Linked DNA regions of Homo sapiens: regions 1, 2, 3, 4 and 6 are each linked to region 5. A link is a contact called in ENCODE Hi-C or POLR2A ChIA-PET data. All regions are on one chromosome and are shown on one strand. Each heading gives the region's core, a stretch centred on a gene start or an enhancer-like site at or near the end of the contact. The rest is flanking DNA. Distances are from core to core; before and after follow the strand shown.

Region 1 (2,700 bases), core at 46-2,545, 1.1 Mb before region 5:
ATGAGTTCTTGGTTGGGCATGGTGGCTCACGCCTGTAATCCCAGCACTTTGGGAGGCCGAGGCAGGTGGATCACCTGAGGTCAGGAGTTTGAGACCAGCCTGACCAACATGGAGAAACCTCGTCTCTACTAAAAATGCAAAATTAACCAGGCCTGGTGGCGCATGCCTGTAATCCCAGCTACTCAGGAGACTGAGGCAGGAGAATCACTTGAACCTGGGAGGCAGAGGTTGTGGTGAGCCGAGATCGTGCCGTTGCACTCCAGCCTCGGCGACAAGAGCAAAACTCAAAAAAAAAAAAAAAATATATATATATATATATATATATATGAAGTTTCTTTGCGATTTTTTAAAAGTGTATCAGCCATTGTTAGTGTTGCTGTATTTTATGTGTGGGGCAAGACAATTCTTCCAATGTGGCCCAGGGAAACAAAACAATTGGACACCCTGGATGATGAAAAAGAGCACTCTTCAGCCCCTGCTGTCACCAAAGCCCCACCTCAGTTCTTGCCCTTAGGTAACGCCAAGATAGCAAAATGGAATTTTACCAAACCGCTCTTAGGTTCCTTCCCCAGGAGACCAGAAATGCCCTGGGGACTGCCTGCCTTTGAGGCAAATTTTTTTTCCTTTTTAAAGAAAGTGGTAAACATCTGAAAATAGAGTTTTTGAAAGAAAGTGACTCTTCAGTTGTAATTATAGCAGAGAGGGTCATTGCTTTCTATCAGCAAGAAAGCTGCTTCTATTTTTTTTTATTCTCTTTTTCTTGGTTTTTTGTTTTGTTTTGTTTTGTTTTGTTTTTTGAGACGGAGTCTCGCTGAGTTGCCCAGGCTGGAGTGCAGTGGTGTGATCTCGGCTCACTGCAAGCTCCATCTCCCGGGTTCAAGCGATTCTCCTGCCTCAGCCTCCCGAGTAGCTGGGACTGCAGGCTCCGGCCACCACGCCTGGCTAATTTTTTTTGTATTTTTAGCACAGACGGAGTTTCACCATGTTGACAGGCTGGTCTCGAACTCCTGGCCTCAGGTGATCTGCCCGCCTCGGCCCCCCAAAATGCTGGGATCACAGGCGTGAGCCACCGCTCCCCGCCGCTGCTTCTAAATACAGCCTGTATAATGCAAATCCCCAAAGAGGGCCAGCCTCTGGCCCCATTCAGCTTCCTCCCTCAGAGGCTGGGTGCGTGCGCCCTGGGCGGGGCGGCGGGCTCCCTCCGGAGAGGCCCCAGCCCGGCCTCGTGCCCCTCCCCAGCAGGCTTCCGGCCCTGCGCACAGACCCAAATGGCGCGGGAGGAGGAAGAAGGGGTCAGCTTCAAGCCTGACGTTCTAGGGGGGAGCCGCTTCTTAAGTACGTGCTAGGATCAAGGGTGCATTTGCAAACTTTTCAAAATGCCTTAGAGGAGGTAGGAGTCAAGCCCTTGGGATCTGGAGGGGAAGGAGGAGAGTCAGTTAAACCGCAGAAAGGTTGGTGGGGAGTGGGCTCAGTAATGGCCCCTGTCACAGCCTCGGGCCGGGACTCGCCAGCTCATTTTCTATTTCTAACTCAATGCCAGGCACTGAGCACTGTGCTCAACCTAGTAATTTGGAGACGGAGGTGGATATGCATATAACAGAACAGGATGCTCTCCGGACAAACGTTCTGAAGGAAAAGCAAACGGAAGATCCTCCCGCCTCTGCTGGGCAGTCTCTAATGACCCCTGGGGTATGTTCCAGACATGCGTGGGCATCTGCGAATTTACTCACCTGAGAGCTGCCTCTACCTTTTTTTGTTAAATTTTTATTTATTTATTTATTTATTTTGAGACGGAGTCTCCCTCTGTCACCAGGCGGGAGTGCAGTGGCGTGATCTCTGCTCAATGCAACCTCCGCCTCCCGGGCTCAAGCGATTCTGCTGCCTCAGCCTCCCGAGTAGCTGGGAGTACAGGCGCGCGCCACCACGCCCAGCTAATTTTTATATTTTTAGTACAGACGGGGTTTCACCATGTTGGCCAGGATGGTTTCTATCTCTTGACCTCGTGATCCGCCTGCCTCGGCCTCCAAAGTGCTGGGATTACAGGCGTGAGCCACCGCGCCTGGCCTGCCTCTACCTCTGATCCCTGGGATCAGAAATGAGAAATGCAAAGATTGTCCCTGTGTTATGTGTGTACTGTTTGTAATTGTAATTCACAATCCCCTTTCTTGCTCCTCACCCCATATTCAATTAAGAGAGAAAGGTGAAAAACACAAAGCACAAAATGTTTCCAGGAAACTATCTGAAACTCCTGGAAGGCTAGATTTAGGTATAAACAGAGTAGAACTCCAGATTTCTGCAATGCTCCTTAGGGGCTGAGCTTCCTGCATGCCCTTGACAATTAGAGGAGTTTTTTTTAATACTTCAAAATTATTCCAGAAAGGCATGCAGATGAGAAGATAACCAGGTTATGAGGAAGCCCAAGGTATTTGGTAAGGATGCTCAAGTTTTGGGGAAGGTCAGCTGAAATAGCAATTTGTGGGTGGACTATTAGCAGGGAGTTGACTGGAGAATTAATCAGACGTTGAAGGGACATGGGGGACCCGGGAGGATGAAGTCTGAACTCGGGCTCAGGATATGGAAAAAGATTGAGTAAAGCTGAGATTCCTGTGTGCTTAAAGTCCTAACCAGCCCCAGGGTGTCTGAGGCACGCTGGTAAGTAGAATCAGAGATTCCATTCAGCAAAAGCAGACAGGAAAACAA
Region 2 (2,700 bases), core at 182-2,681, 1.2 Mb after region 5:
CTCTTGTCACCCAGGCTGGAGTGCAATGGCGCAATCTCAGCTCACTGCAACCTCGGCCTCCCGGGTTCAAGCGATTCTCCTGCCTCAGCCTCCCGAGTAGCTGCAATTACAGGCATGCACCACCATGCCCAGCTAATTTTTTTTTTTTTTTTTTAGTAGAAACAGGGTTTCACCATGTTTGCCAGGCTGGTCTTGAACTCCTCAGGTGATCCACCCGCCTCGGCCTCCCAAAGTGCTGGGATTACAGGCGTGAGCCACTGCGCCCGGCCTTTTGTTGATTTTAATAGATACATGGAATATTCTACCATTAAGCAAAATTGTGTAATTCTATTTCACGGAACTTTGGAAGACAGAGGAATTGGCTGTCTCTTTTTTAGGACACTTATTCTCTCCCTGAAAAGCAACTGCACTTTTTTGACATTTGTCATCTGCATAGAGTTCACAGGCCCTCCACACCTCTACCTTCAAATCTCAGTTTTACTTTCACCTCCGATCTTTCCAGGCTTCCCTCTCTCCCCGCATCAATCAGTAGATATTATTCCTCTTTTTCCACAGGATATCTAAGTCTTAATTTTCTCTTCTACTTCCTGACCAGCCCGTTATTATTATTGCCAACACTTTCTTGCCCGGGAAACTTCCAGAGTGGCTCCTCCGACCCATCCCCATCCTGAGCGGGGAAATCTTGCTACATTCTCAAGAACCAGGAAAAGGGCCCTGCAAAAGGGTAAGTAAGATGGAGGCGGTGTTGCCTAGTGGTGAGACAGCCTGGGAGCAGGGGAGTGTGTATGCAGGTTGGTCTTTGACTCAATGTAGTACAATCTCAGTCTTCATCTCAGCCACAGTCGGCCTAAGAAGGTAGGCCACCCCAGCCCTCCCGAGGCCGCGGGCAGGGTGCGGAGGTCAGACTTCCAGGGAAGGCCAAGGGGCGCTTTAAGCAGTGAGAAGGCCACGGCCAGGAGGTGGACGCAGAAAAAACTTGCACCCTGGCTCAGATTCTTCCCGTGTGACCCAAATCTCCACTCGTGGCCCGTGCCCTGCTGCTAGACGCCCTGACCTCCGCGCCCGGAGGCCTTGCTCCCCGCCTGTGCCCAGGCCAGGCCTGGGACTCCATTGCTGCATCCCGCTCACCTCCAGACTGCAGTCGCCGCCGCCGTTAGGCCGTAGCTCCGAAGGCGGGCTCCGGGCTCCTCCAACCTGGGGGCCGAGCCAGGGCCCCGGACGGGGGCTCGCGCCGGACCGGCCGGGTCCCCGGCGGTGCGGGCGGGGTGGGAACCCCGGGGGATCCCGGGAGGGGAGGGGGTCCCGGGCCGGGGCCGGGGGTGGGGTCTGGCACCGGAGCTTTCAGTTTGTTCCGCTGTTTGAAATTGGCGCCGGCGGAGCGTTAAGGTCACGTGACGGAACGTCGCCAATCGGCGCCGGCCTTGTCTCGGCATTCCGGGCTCGAAGGCTGTGCGGTCTGCCAGGAGCTGCGGCCCCGTCCGGCCCGGGCTGGTAAGGCGGACCGCAGGCCGGCTTGTGGGGGAAGAAGTGGCCGTGGGGCCGGGGAGGGGCCGGAGGGGTCCCCGCCGCGTGGGTGGGCGAGCCGAGGGAGAGTTTGGGGACGCGCGGAAGCGGCGTGACAGGCCCGGGTCCCTGGGCCCGCTTTTCCTGCCGCGCTGGTCACGCCAGGCGACACGCCCCCGCTTCCCCTCAGGCTCCTCTGCTCCCCTTTTCAAAGCTCGGCTTTAGTTGATTTCCTCACTGGGGGAAATCGTACCCCATTTTCCCACAGTGAACGATCGTCTGCTCCCCCCGATTAGACTAAGTTCCTTTGAGGGCTGCGTATTATCTCCGCTTTCTTCCATCTTGAAAAAAAATGTCGGCACCATGAACCCTACCTCAGCGCGAAACCTGTCTTTTGCCCCTCCCGAAGCCAAGCCTTCGGATATAATAGACCGTAGTGCTTTATTTATTGACTTAGTCAACCAGTCTAGTTGAGCAACTGCTGTGCGCCAGGCACCGCTAGGCCCTGAAGATACAATGGCAGACAAGGTTCTTTCCTTCCCCTGGGCTCACAGCCCAATCCTGGAAGAGGGGCACAGACATTTTAATCAAATAAACAAATGTGGGCTGGGCATAGTGGCTCACGCCTGTAATCCCAGCACTTTAGGAGGCCGAGGCGGGTGGATCACTTGAGGTCACGAGTTCGAGACCAGCCTGGCAACATAGCGAAACCGCTTCTCTACTAAAAATTAGCCGGGCGTGGTGGTGCGTGCCTGTAGTCCCAGCTACTCTGGAGGCTGAGGTGGAAGGATCACCTGAGGCCGAGAGGTGGAGGCTATGGTAAGCCATGATCACACCACTGCACTCCAGCCTGGGCGACAGAGGGAGACACCGTCTCCAAAACAAACAAATGTTGAATTATTGCTGTAAATTGAAACATTAGAGGTTAATGATACTTTGAGTATTTACAATAACGAGATCTTGAGAGGTAGGACAGGAAAGGCTTTTGTAATGAGAGCTTGGTGTGAGATCTGATGCCTTTTACAAAGAAAGGAGGGAACTCCTCTAAGCAGAGGGAATCAGGCGTGCAAAGGCTGGATGGCAGGAGGAAGCACAGTGAGTACAAAGGCTGAGAAATATCTGAGGGGTTTGAGCTAATCGACCTGAATGGAGTGTGGTGTGAGTTGAAGCTGGAGCCGGAGGAAGCAGAGCCTTAGC
Region 3 (2,704 bases), core at 165-2,664, 1.1 Mb before region 5:
GACCAAGACATACCCCCAGAAGGCCAGTGGTTAAGATAAACATGTTAAAACAAAAGTGAATTTATGACTTCATCTCACCCAGACCCTAGCTGGTCCTCCTCTGAAGTGGGAATAATATCTGCCCTGTCTAGCACAAAGTGCTGTTAGAAAGATCAATAGGATCATGTGGGTGAATGTGCTTTGAAAGCTGTGAAGTATTAAACAAATATGAGATGAGAGGGAAATCTATCCCACAGAGGATTATACTCCCACGTGTGGGCCTAGAGGCATTTCAAATACTGTGTTGTGACTCAGGGCCCGTCCCAGCCCCAGTTTTGAAGTAGGCACCATTTATGGTCCTAACAACTTCCATGGTGTTTGAAATGCCTCCTGTACCCATTGGGCAGCCTCTCTCCTCGCTCCTGCTGGCTCTCGCCTTCGAGCCGCCTGCAGGAAGGGAAACACTCACACAAGCCCACCTGCATTGGGTCTCCAGGGTCATTGTTACTCAAGCGTAGTCCTCTCTCCTGGGGCCCCCACCCACCTCTCTAGCCTGGTCCCCAGCTCCTCCTCCCACCCCTGAAGAGCGAACCCTGTGCCCTGTGCCAGGCTCTGTGATGCTCAGACGTGCAGGGCCACACCAGATTACTCACTGTTCCCTGAACACACCCCACCCTTCCCAGCTGCTCCTGCTCTGCTCCAGGACTACAGGCCTTTCTTTCTTCACCATGCTCCCCCCAGGGAGAGCCTCCCCTCCTTTCTAGACCCTGTCCCCAAATGCACTCCACCAAGGCCCTGTTTGAAAGAAGGTCGCCTGCTCCCTGGCCTGTGCTGGCCTTGGGCGTTGTTGAGTCCTCCTGAGACGGCTCCTTCTGCTGCCCACTTTAGCACACGGACCCCATCTTCCACAGGCCTGAGTCTCCATGGAGCCTAGCTCAGCACCTTGCCCACATGAGGTACACAATGAATGATGATCGCATTGAATTTTTATGAGACAGCTTTTTCAAAAAAGGCAAAAGTAAGGCTCTTTAAGGGTGGGGCTTCAGGCACAGTGGCTTCTGGGTGGGGGAGAGGAGTTTGGGGAGTGAATCTTTGCTCTTAAACACCCCCACTGCAGGGAGAGCCCTTTTTCCCCTAGATCCTGCCTTTTCTCAGCAGTCCTGAGGGAGCCTCAGGGAATGAATGACTGGGGCTGGAAGCTGCAGCTGGTCTTCAGGCCAAAAGCTGTAAAAGCCCAGACCCCTGAGGCCTTCTGTCTGGGGCAGGCCGCATGCAGGCTCCTGACTGCAGCCAAGAGCAGTGATCTCGCCCTTAAAAATCAACAGTCTCTAATCCACGTCGGGGTGGGGTTTCTTTTGCGTGTTATTCCAGCAATAATACGTAACTGGTCCAGAAACCGCCTCTGAGCCCTGGGCACAGTCTCACTGAGAGTTCCAGCCCTTGCCCCGAGCTGCAAACTGGGGCCTAAAGCTGCAGCACCGAGAGGCCACGTGGGGCGAGGCCTCCCCGGAAGGCCTGCGGCGCCGCCGTTGTCCACCAGGGGGCGCCAGGAAACGGCGCGGCGAGGCCCCAGCTCAACCCGCCCGCGCGGGCACACCCGGGCTTTGACCCCTTTGTGATCGAGGACACGGACGGGTTTCTCTCCAACAAAAGGGGGCCATAAATTACAAACGGAAGCAGAGTGTGTAGGGAAGAACAGGAAAGCACGTGCGTTGAAACCGGAACTCGGGCCTGCTTGCTTGCTTATTTATTTTAGTTATTACTGTTTTCTTGGGGCAGGCCCTTGCTCTGTCGCCCAGGCTGCGGGGTGGTGGCCCCGTCATAGCTCACTGCAGCCTCAACCTCGGGGCTCAAGCGACCCTCCTGCTTCAGTCTCCCAAAGTGCCGGGGCTGCAGGCGCGAGCCGCCACCCCGGCCTCCGTGCTCTTTCTCAGGGAGCATTTTCCACCTCCCCTGCAAGAGGCCGTTTTGCCAGTGGCTTTCAGAAAAGACTGTTGTCATCTCGGGGTTCAGAGTTAATCGTGGATTTACCTACCACACAGAAATTTCCAAAGAATCGATCTGCTCCCTCTCAATATCCACCCTAAACAAGAGCACTTTCCCAATCAGCGCCTTGTCCTGGGGCTTCCAGACCCATCTGGCCTTTTGCTCTTTGCTCTATGCCCACTTGAGCTGTGAGGTTCTCAGAGACATTCCCCAAAGCCCTCCCAGCCGATCTCTGCTGACTTCAATCCTACTCATCCCTCAGGGGCTAACAAAATTGTTAAAATTTAAACAGTAATAATTAAATAATGATATTGCTGTATGTCAGGCATGACTCCACAAAGCAGGTATTAATACAGATGGTCCCCAGCTTTCGCACCATCGTAAGTGATACACTTTACAAACTGTCCTTCGAGTAGCCATACAACCACTCTCTTTTTCACTTTCAGTACATTATTCAATAAATTACACAAGATATTCAATAGTCTCTTATAAAGTAGGCTTTGTGTTAGATGATGTTGCCCAGCAGTAGGCTGGTGTAAGTGGGCTGAGCACGCTGAAGTTAAGCTAGGCTAAACTATGAAGTTCAGTAGGCTAAGTGTATTAAATGCATTTTGACTTACAATATTTTCAACTTACTATGGGTTTATCAGAATGTAGCTCTATCATAAGTTGAGAAGCAACACTAGTCTCATATATATATATACATATATATATATAAATATTTTGGCACGATCTTGGC
Region 4 (2,714 bases), core at 131-2,630, 1.3 Mb before region 5:
TCTATCCAGACCACTCAAACTTTCTCTATATCAGCAATGTCTGTTTCACTTTCTTATCATTTTTGTGTTTACTGGAGTAGCACTTTTAATTTCCTTCAAAAACTTTTCCTTTGCATGCACAACTTGGCTAACTTTGGTGCAAGAAGACTGGCTTTCATCCTGTCTTGGCTTTCAACATGCCTTTTTCACTGAGCTTAATCATTTTCAGCTTTTTATTTAAAGTAAGAGATGTGTGACTCTTCCTTTCACTTGAACCCCCACTGTAGGATTGTTAATTGGTCTAATTTCAATATTGTTGTATCACAGGAATAAGGAGGCAAGAAGAGAGGGAGAAAGGCAGGGAGACTGCTGGTCTGTGGAGCAGTTAAAACATCCACAACATTTATGAATTAAGTTTGCCATCTTATATGGGCATGGTTCATGGTGCCCCTAAACAATTATAATAGTAATATAAAGGATAACAGATCAGCATAACATATACAATAATTATGAAAAAGTTTGAAATATTGTGAAAATTACCAAATGTGGTGCAGAGACACATAGTAAGCCTGTGCTGTAGGAAAAATGGCGCAGATAGATTTGGTTCCATGCAGAGTTGCCACAAACCTTACATTTGTAAAAACAGTTACCTGGGAAGCGCAATAAAGGAAAGTGCGAGCCTGTAGCAGATGCACGTTCCATTTAGACATCCTTAGGACTCACACCAGCGAAGGGCCCCAGCTTTTCCATACCAGTAGCTGTAATTCTGAGACGAAAGTGCTTTTCCCCCACCTTTACACCTTGCTTTCTGGAAAGATAAGACCATAATGGATTTTGAACTTGCTTTTATCATTAAAGCCCAGTGTCTTACATTTCTCCGGAAAAGGAAGCAGTGTTTGCTATGGAACAAATAGTAGAATTTTAATACATAGTCCCCTGACCGTAGAAACTGAACCTCAGGTCCTATCCTGGCTCTAGGCCACCCGGTCATGGAAGAAGAAACTTTTCTTAGAATCTTTATCTCTTGAGACAAGCTTGGAAATTACAACATATATGTACCATGAACGCGAAGTACCTGAGCTCAAAGCAGTTGAGCAATCTTAAGTGGGGGTGCCCGAAAGTGGTGCGTTCTGACCCCAAACGTCACACTACCCGTCCCTGGAGGAGCGGGTTGCAGCCCAGCTGCGTCGCCCCGCGCAGAGCTCCAGGCAGAAGAAAACTACATTTCCCAGAGACCTCTGCGCGGTCGGGAGCACCGCGAGGAGGGGCGAGATGGGGGCGGGCCTCTGTGTGAAGGCCCTTCCCATTGGTGCGCATTCCAAAGGGCCATGTAAACTTCTTCGCGATTGCACGGATTCAGGGACGCTCAGTGGCGCCGCGCCGCTCCTTGGTTTGACTTTTGTTTTTCAGTTGCGTTCCCTGACTCGGAGTCTTAGTGTGTCGTGAGTATAGAGTTTCGGGTTTGGGGTGAAGGGGTTAGGTAAGAAGCCTTGGGAAGAAAATCTGGTTAGGGAGAAGTAACTGCGGAAGCAGTGCGGAGGAGAGGACGTGAGCCTGAATGTGGTGTCCGTGGAGGGGCTGGGGACCGGAGGAGGAAAGCTCCAATGTGCAAAGGGAGAGACCTCAGGAGTGCTGGAGCGTTGGGACCTGGAGCAGTGAGGCGGTCGAGAATGGGATGAAGTGGGAAAAGGAGTACGGGATTCGGGCGCCCTGGAGATGCGTTCCGGTGTACTCTAACCCCACGCTGGTCTAGCTCTCAGTTTCCTCATTTGTGAAATAAGGGATAGTGAAAATACTGAACGGTTGTTGGGATAATAAATTGTACAGATTTGTCACGTGGCTAAAAGAAAAAAATTCAAAGTGCTACACAAATGTTAATTGTTAGTAGACAAGCTATAAGAATATATCTAAGCAAGGGTATTGGAGATAGGTGCAGAGACCCTAGCTGAAACCCGTTAATTTACCTATAAACAAAGGCATTGTTCCTTTGGAAGAGGCAATGAAGAGTAAGACGCGATTTCTGTCTGTAGGGAGCGCACGCTAGCATGGGAGAAACGATAGCAATAAAGCACTCTAATATGTTGACTTGTAGATAATTTCAAAGGCAGTTCTTTTGCACTTAGATCATTTTTGCTAAATCATTTTGGATGGGGAGACTCAGGAAAGAGAAAAAGGAGGTGGTATTTAAGATGAGTTTTCATGTACAGACTAGATTTTGTTAAGTGAAATTATGAGGGTTGTGGAGGGAGTTGTGTTCCAGCTAGAGGGAAGCTCATGAACAAAGGTATGGAGGCAGGAAAGTTATCTGGAAACGGTACATTTAGGAGAGTAGAGAGAAATAAGGCAGGAAAGTTAGGTTTGGCCCTTATGTAGAAAGCCATGAATTCTAGGCTAACAAATTGGATTTAATGCTTTAGGCTATGAGGTGCTACTGATGTATTTTATTAAAGAAAATGGTCCAGGAGACGCAAGGAGTAGGTAGAACCGTTAAGGTGTTGTAATGGTGTGGGTAAGAAGTATTGAGACTCTGAATTAACATGGTCATTGTGGAGATAAAATATACAAGATATTCATATGGTTAGACAGGAGGTTCAGAAGAATGAGTGATCAAATGATGAATTTAAGTTGCCAACTCCCGGTTGCTTGGAAACGCTGAATTAGTAACTAAAATAGGAAAGTCAGAAGGGGCATGTTTGGATAAAAAGATGATGTGTTAGGTTTAGGAAATGTTAGCT
Region 5 (2,700 bases), core at 182-2,681:
CGGGTCAAATTCACAATCCAGAAATGCCTGTATTGTTTCTGATGTGCTGAGGAGGTGTACAATTGTCTTCCTTGATTTCAACCTCAAAAGCTTTACATCTTTACCTGGGAACATAGAAGTCATTATTATTATGTCTTTCACAAATTATGTAAACTTAAAAAAATTATATTTTCAATGTAAACCACTCCTTGGAGGAAATTAGTTCCTTTAACATTTATTTCCTAATTTTAATTTCTACTAGTTTTATCTCTTTCAAGCTTAAATGAGTGGGCCTTAGTTCTGTATTATTGCCATCTTAATCATGTTCTTTGTGATTTTAGTAGCTTTACTTTTTAAAACTTACATTTCCATAATGAAGACTTCTGTATTTTTGTTTTTTTCGTCATATATCCGACTCCAGCTCCCTCAAGACCTGTCAGCTTTTCCCTGCACCCTTTGTTATCTCTTGCTGTGGTCCAAAGGTAAGGACAGTAAGCCGTGGGCACAGACTTTCCCTAAATCGTATGGATTTCCTTTAGTCAATAACAAGAATTTTGATAGTTAAGGCATTTACGCCTTAAGAATGTGATAAATTCCCCCTCCTACTGAATGTAAAGAACTATTTTTCTACGCAGACTAACTCTTATATTCACTTTTCTTATAGAATAAGTACGTAACCAAATCTGTTCTTGGCTTCTAAGAAGTTAGAACTCAACGTAAAGATGACTTGTGGAAAATTACTTACTCATTCTGGGTAAATGGACGCAGGTATTTAGTGCTTAAGTAGGTTCTGATATACCATTACATTAACATCATTTTAAAAATCGCTCTGAATTATATGTATTTTAAGAGTGACTGGGTTTTAAAAAAAATAGAAGTGGTAGAGCATAAATCATAATCTTTAATAAGGTAATAAAAGGCAAACACTATTGCTCTGGGCAAAACTGGGCTAATGCTTTTGGATTTCTTTCCGCAGTCTTCACAGACGACGCTCAGCATCCTATCAGCCCTTGGCAGAGACACACGATCCAGCCTAAATCCTCAAATTCTGGCTCTTGCCCAAAGTGTGTAGCCAGTATCCATAGAGACTGCGAAAAGCATCCGCGAGCCGGGGCGGCCCCCTCCTCCTCAGCTCCAAATTGCTTCCTTTTTCGGTGGGAGAAAAAACTCCGAGGAGTTGTGTGAGCGCCTAAGGAGCGCACGCTCCTCCGGCCCTCAACACCCAGTATAGTTTTCGCTAAGTTCCTGGCCGAACCACAGCTCCCACGATGCACCCAGGTTTTAGAGCGGTCAGAGGGGCGGCTTCCGGTTTAGGACAGCGCGGCTGCGCACGGCGTGTGGTCTTATTGGCTCGAACCGCCTCGTGCGATGCGCGTCACGGCGACGTGCGGTCGTGGGGGCGGGGAGACGCGGCGGCGGCGGTCGCTGTCGCGGCGGCGAGAGCGCGATTCCAGAAGCGGCATCGCGGCGGCGGCAGCGGCGGCGGCTACACCGGGCTTGGCCCCCTCCCTCCTCCGTTCCCCCCTCCTCCCCCCTCCCCTCAGCGGTGGCTCCCAAGAAGTCCGAGACACGCGGTGAGGCGGCGACGGGCTCCGGGTGAGGGTCTCTGGAGTGTGGGCGCCGTTTCCTGGGCGCAGAGGGAGAGCTTGGGGTCGGGGGGAGGTGAGAGCTGAGGGGCGAATGTCCCTGGCGCGGGCGGGAGAGCGCGCTCTCGGCCCGGCCCGCAACTTGATTCCTAACTCTGACCTGCCGCCCGGCGCGCCTTGGCCTGAGGGTCGGCCGTGTGGGGACCTGGAGCCGCCCTCCTTGCGACCGCTGTCGGAGGAGTCCGGCGCCCGCTGTTCCCCTCGCCTCGCCTTTCGCGGCGGAGGGTCGGAGCCTGCTGCCCTCTGCTCACCTTCGGGTGCAGTTGCTCCAGCTCCCTGCCCGCGGAGAGGATCTGCCCGCCCCTCTTCGTCTCTTGTCTGTTTTTATCACTTCTAGGAATTTGTTTGGTGGAGGCTTGGGATGGGCTCTCTCAGCGCTACTTTCACAGTGACTGGGGTGGGGAAGAGTTCCCTCACCTTTTTCAGGTGGCGCGTCAGGCAGCCTGCTTGGTACCTGGAGTCCTGTTTTCCCAAGCCCCCGTCCGTCAGTGTTCGCTTCTTCTAAAATTACCGATGACAGGGTTATAAATCAGTTTTTAGGGGGCTCGGAGAGAGTTTGGGTTGGAAACTGTTAGCTCTTTTTTCCTCCTGGCTTTTGATCTTGATTTAAGCGTTTGCCTCTGAAATTTTGACAACTTCATAAGATGGTCCAAAAGTGAATTTTGGTAGAAAGATTTAAATGCACAGTTGGGATTTTATGGGGGTACGGTGACTTCATTGCAGGTTGTTGACTTTTTTTTTAAAATAAGATGTTCTTTTAATTTTTTGACTCTGGGTTTCTGAGCCTTGGTTATTGTCCCCCATTTCTGTTCCAAAAGCAGACTTTTTTTTTTTTTATCACCCCTTCCCCTCACCCAGAGAATCCCTTTAAACGCCAAGAAAGCTGTCATAACATTTAGCATTATTTGATCACAGAACTTTTCCAAATGAAATGCTAAAAATTCCTTCAGAAAAAAGCATCCATCTACCCATAGCATTATTTTTTGGGGGGAGGCTATACGTCTTGTCAGTTCTGAAAGTTTGAAGTGACCTCTTATCAAAGGCCACCCTTATGTCTCCTTAAACGACTCTTAGG
Region 6 (2,700 bases), core at 201-2,700, 1.1 Mb after region 5:
GAGAATGGCTTGAGCCCGGGAGGCGGAGCTTGCAGCGAGCCGAGATCGCACCACTGCACTCCAGCCTGGGTGACAGAGCGAGACTCCGTCTCAAAAAAAAAAAAAATTAAATTAAATTAAATTAAAAATTAGCTGGGCGTGGTGGCGCTCGCCTGTAGTCTCAGCTACTCGGGAGGCTGAGGCAGGAGAACTGCTTGAACCTGGGAGGCAGAGGTTGCAGTGAGCCGAGATTGCGCCACTGCACTACAGCCTGGGCAACAGAGCGAGACTCTGTCTCAAAAAAAAATAAAAATAAAAATAAAAAAAAAAAAGATAAAAAGGAACAGCCCCTGGTCCAAAATCCCAGATAAGGTAGAATCATTTTTTTTTTTTTTTTGAAACACCAAGTGCGAGTCAGCCTGGGTTTTTAGACCTAAATCTAAAAATGTATTGAACACCTGTATGATTTCATAAATATTGCCCTGATTGACGAGGCACCCCAAAGAAAGGCAGAACTGGATTCAACATGGAAAGAAAGTATCCCAAGAAGCCAGCCATGAGAGTGACAGTCCCATCTGTGCTACAAGAGTAAGGCTACTGAGGTTGAGATGCAAGAGCTTTGTGCTGGGGGGCCACAAGACAGAGCAGATCCGGAATCCAGGCAACCTTCACTTCCAGCCTGAAGACTCTCCTACGAACTATGATAGTAAATGATGGAGAGGCCCTAGGGTTTGGGATCAAACAATTCTGGTTTGAGCACGCACCCCGCCCCACAATCCTTCCTTCTGCCATTTTACTTAATCTTGCTGAACCTGTTTTCCTCAGCCAAAAAAAAAAAAAGCTCGCATAGTGGCTGAACTAATTATGTGAAATATGTGAAATGTGCTTTGCAGCAGGTGGCTTTTAAACTATTGACCAGAAAACACATACACTGAAAAAAAAAATTTTTTTTACATTATAAGCCAGTATACACATATAAGTATATACAATTGAAACAAGAGTTTCACAAAAACTGTACTTACCTTACTACCTGGGAGTCACTTGGTATATTACTATTGTATTTAATTTTTTATATGCTGATTGCAACTCACTACATTGTTTTCACTCCTAATGGGTAGTTTTTTAAAAACACTTTTCAAAACCATGCAATTATCAGTTATTACGAAGATTAGTAAGATTCTCAGGAATGGTCTGATGGCTAGGAATCTTCATTGCCAGGGAAACAAAGGAAAAAGGTCAAGGTTATTAGGTCAAGCCCTTGGGAGCCCTGTTGCCAAGGGAACAGATCGACCCCCGTCAGGGTTGGTTTACCCACGGTCTGCAGCCCTGTGGAGAAAAGGAGTGGCCCGTGGGCCTGTCACTCACATCAGAGTTGGGAAGCCCGCCTCCAAGCCCGGAAGACCCGCCTCCTCTGTAAGGTTAAAGGAGGAAGAGGCAGAGATTGGAGGTTCAGGCAGTGACGTAACTTGCTGCCTTAGGTGGCCTTCCGCTCTGGCGGCTGTCGCGACGGGGGTTCAGGGAATATTTACTGGGCCTCTCCGCTCCCTCTGCTCTTGGAGGTGCCATGAGGTCAGTTAGCTACGTGCAGCGCGTGGCGCTGGAGTTCAGCGGGAGCCTCTTCCCGCACGCAATCTGCCTCGGAGACGTTGATAACGATACGGTAGGTGCATGCGCACCGCAAGAGACAGCCTGGATCTGTGCAGGGACGGGGCAAGGGAAGTGGAAGAGGCCGCCCGAGCGTGCCACGTGAGCGTGAGCATGCGCGCTGTGGCTAGTTTGGAGCGCTAGAGAGAAAAACTTTATTGATAGCTTCAGTGTTCGTGGTTGGTTTTGTTCCTTGGGAGGTTTTGTTTGTTTTTTGAGACAGGCTCCGTCTGTCACCCAGGCTGGAGTGCAGTGGCTTGATTTCGGCTCACCGCAACCTCTGCCTCCCGGGCTCGAGCGATTCTCCTACCTCAGCCTCCCAAGGGGCTGGGATTACAGGCGCCCGCCACCACGCCCGACTAATTTTTGTGTTTTTAGTAGAGGTGGGGTTTCACCATGTTGGCCCAAAGTGCTGGGACTACAGGCCTGAGCCATCGTGCCCAGCCCTTCTCGTTTTTTAAATAAATTACCACAGGTCAAGCAGGTAAAACAATGCCTGGCACACAGTTTAGTGCTCACTTAAGTGTTAGTGGTGGTGGTGGTGGTGTTAGTATTTTATTCTGTTTTTCTGCAAATCTTTACTGAACTGCTCATTATGCACCAAGGACTCTGCTACATTCTAGGAATTCAAAAATGAACGAGAGAGTTCCAGTCCTCAGATAGCTCATAATCAAGCTGTGTAATAGTCACCGGATAATAAAATGTAATGAGATGCATTGACTAAAGTATGGAGAGGATTCTCCGGTGGAGCATTAAAGGGAATAGTGTCTGATGCTCTTTTTTTTGCAGACTTTATCTTTTCATTTATCATCTATTTCATAGTTCTAATGCAAAGCACTGTATTGCCCCCTTCTACCCTCTGCCCTATCTTCCTACTCGGCCTCCCTGCTTCACAGTTCCTTAACTGTCCTGTACTTATTTCCCACCGCCCCCTAGTGCTGTGATGCAGAAGGTATCTTATGAGGCCTTTTTTGGCTCTACCCTCTCTGGGGAGGAAAGAGTTATTCTCATAAATTTGTGTTATGTTTTCTGGGCTTTCGTGTTTCTTCATGAACTGCCAAGCAGTCCAATTTTATG

What was found. Hi-C counts contacts between places; a loop is a spot of excess contacts on that map. ChIA-PET counts read pairs that join two places held with the same protein, here RNA polymerase II (POLR2A). Pooled maps may share reads with other maps.
Region 1: a loop to region 5 is called in a pooled map, with 6 times the contacts of the local background. The contact joins the promoter of NINJ2-AS1 here to the promoter of ADIPOR2 in region 5. A Hi-C loop is called at or near these places in 1 of 37 single-sample maps with no recorded cell type and 6 of 50 pooled maps. POLR2A ChIA-PET finds 5 or more read pairs at or near these places in 1 of 52 experiments (activated naive CD8-positive, alpha-beta T cell).
Region 2: a map of CD4-positive, alpha-beta memory T cell shows a loop between it and region 5 (32-fold over the local background). The contact joins the promoter of RHNO1 here to the promoter of ADIPOR2 in region 5. A Hi-C loop is called at or near these places in 1 of 168 maps with a recorded cell type or tissue (CD4-positive, alpha-beta memory T cell) and 7 of 50 pooled maps. POLR2A ChIA-PET finds 5 or more read pairs at or near these places in 2 of 52 experiments (IMR-90 and WTC11).
Region 3: a pooled map shows a loop between it and region 5 (2.2-fold over the local background). The contact joins the enhancer-like site here to the promoter of ADIPOR2 in region 5. A Hi-C loop is called at or near these places in 2 of 50 pooled maps. POLR2A ChIA-PET finds 5 or more read pairs at or near these places in 4 of 52 experiments (A549, CD8-positive, alpha-beta memory T cell, Panc1 and 1 more).
Region 4: a loop to region 5 is called in a map of B cell, with 10 times the contacts of the local background. The contact joins the promoter of CCDC77 here to the promoter of ADIPOR2 in region 5. A Hi-C loop is called at or near these places in 2 of 168 maps with a recorded cell type or tissue (B cell and naive thymus-derived CD4-positive, alpha-beta T cell) and 9 of 50 pooled maps.
Region 6: a loop to region 5 is called in a map of CD8-positive, alpha-beta T cell, with 24 times the contacts of the local background. The contact joins the promoter of ITFG2 here to the promoter of ADIPOR2 in region 5. A Hi-C loop is called at or near these places in 2 of 168 maps with a recorded cell type or tissue (CD4-positive, alpha-beta memory T cell and CD8-positive, alpha-beta T cell) and 9 of 50 pooled maps.

The regions. Positions count from the first base shown.
Region 1 is chr12:629,596-632,295 of GRCh38, forward strand. NINJ2-AS1 (NINJ2 antisense RNA 1) reads left to right here and starts at 1,296. Exons shown (of 5, transcript NR_122124.1): 1 at 1,296-1,390; 2 at 2,619-2,652. The region is part of intron 1 of NINJ2 (ninjurin 2); the gene reads right to left. RefSeq lists silencers at 1,082-1,161, 1,222-1,321.
Region 2 is chr12:2,875,792-2,878,491 of GRCh38, forward strand. RHNO1 (RAD9-HUS1-RAD1 interacting nuclear orphan 1) reads left to right here and starts at 1,432. Exons shown (of 3, transcript NM_001252499.3): 1 at 1,432-1,491. It overlaps FOXM1 (forkhead box M1), which reads right to left and starts at 1,383. Exons shown (of 9, transcript NM_021953.4): 1 at 1,129-1,383. RefSeq lists silencers at 1,139-1,208, 1,249-1,688.
Region 3 is chr12:574,762-577,465 of GRCh38, forward strand. The region is part of intron 1 of NINJ2 (ninjurin 2); the gene reads right to left. Among named protein-coding and RNA genes, the nearest start is that of NINJ2-AS1, 55 kb to the right of the region's middle. RefSeq lists an enhancer at 1,334-1,835 and a silencer at 1,364-1,633. Within about 2 kb of position 1,415, at least 25 of the 41 ENCODE cell types and tissues checked have a DNase peak (open chromatin) inside an H3K27ac peak, as active enhancers do.
Region 4 is chr12:400,264-402,977 of GRCh38, forward strand. CCDC77 (coiled-coil domain containing 77) reads left to right here and starts at 1,381. Exons shown (of 13, transcript NM_032358.4): 1 at 1,381-1,421. It overlaps LOC105369594 (a long non-coding RNA gene), which reads right to left and starts at 1,147. Exons shown (of 4, transcript XR_007063149.1): 1 at 1,055-1,147; 2 at 630-787. RefSeq lists enhancers at 905-1,224, 1,639-2,191.
Region 5 is chr12:1,689,639-1,692,338 of GRCh38, forward strand. ADIPOR2 (adiponectin receptor 2) reads left to right here and starts at 1,432. Exons shown (of 8, transcript NM_024551.3): 1 at 1,432-1,553. RefSeq lists enhancers at 935-1,094, 1,115-1,164, 1,248-1,826 and silencers at 1,325-1,624, 1,645-1,734.
Region 6 is chr12:2,811,218-2,813,917 of GRCh38, forward strand. ITFG2 (integrin alpha FG-GAP repeat containing 2) reads left to right here and starts at 1,451. Exons shown (of 12, transcript NM_018463.4): 1 at 1,451-1,639. The coding sequence starts at 1,544. It overlaps ITFG2-AS1 (ITFG2 antisense RNA 1), which reads right to left and starts at 1,707. Exons shown (of 4, transcript NR_146317.1): 1 at 1,345-1,707. RefSeq lists enhancers at 998-1,747, 1,478-1,727 and a silencer at 1,278-1,367.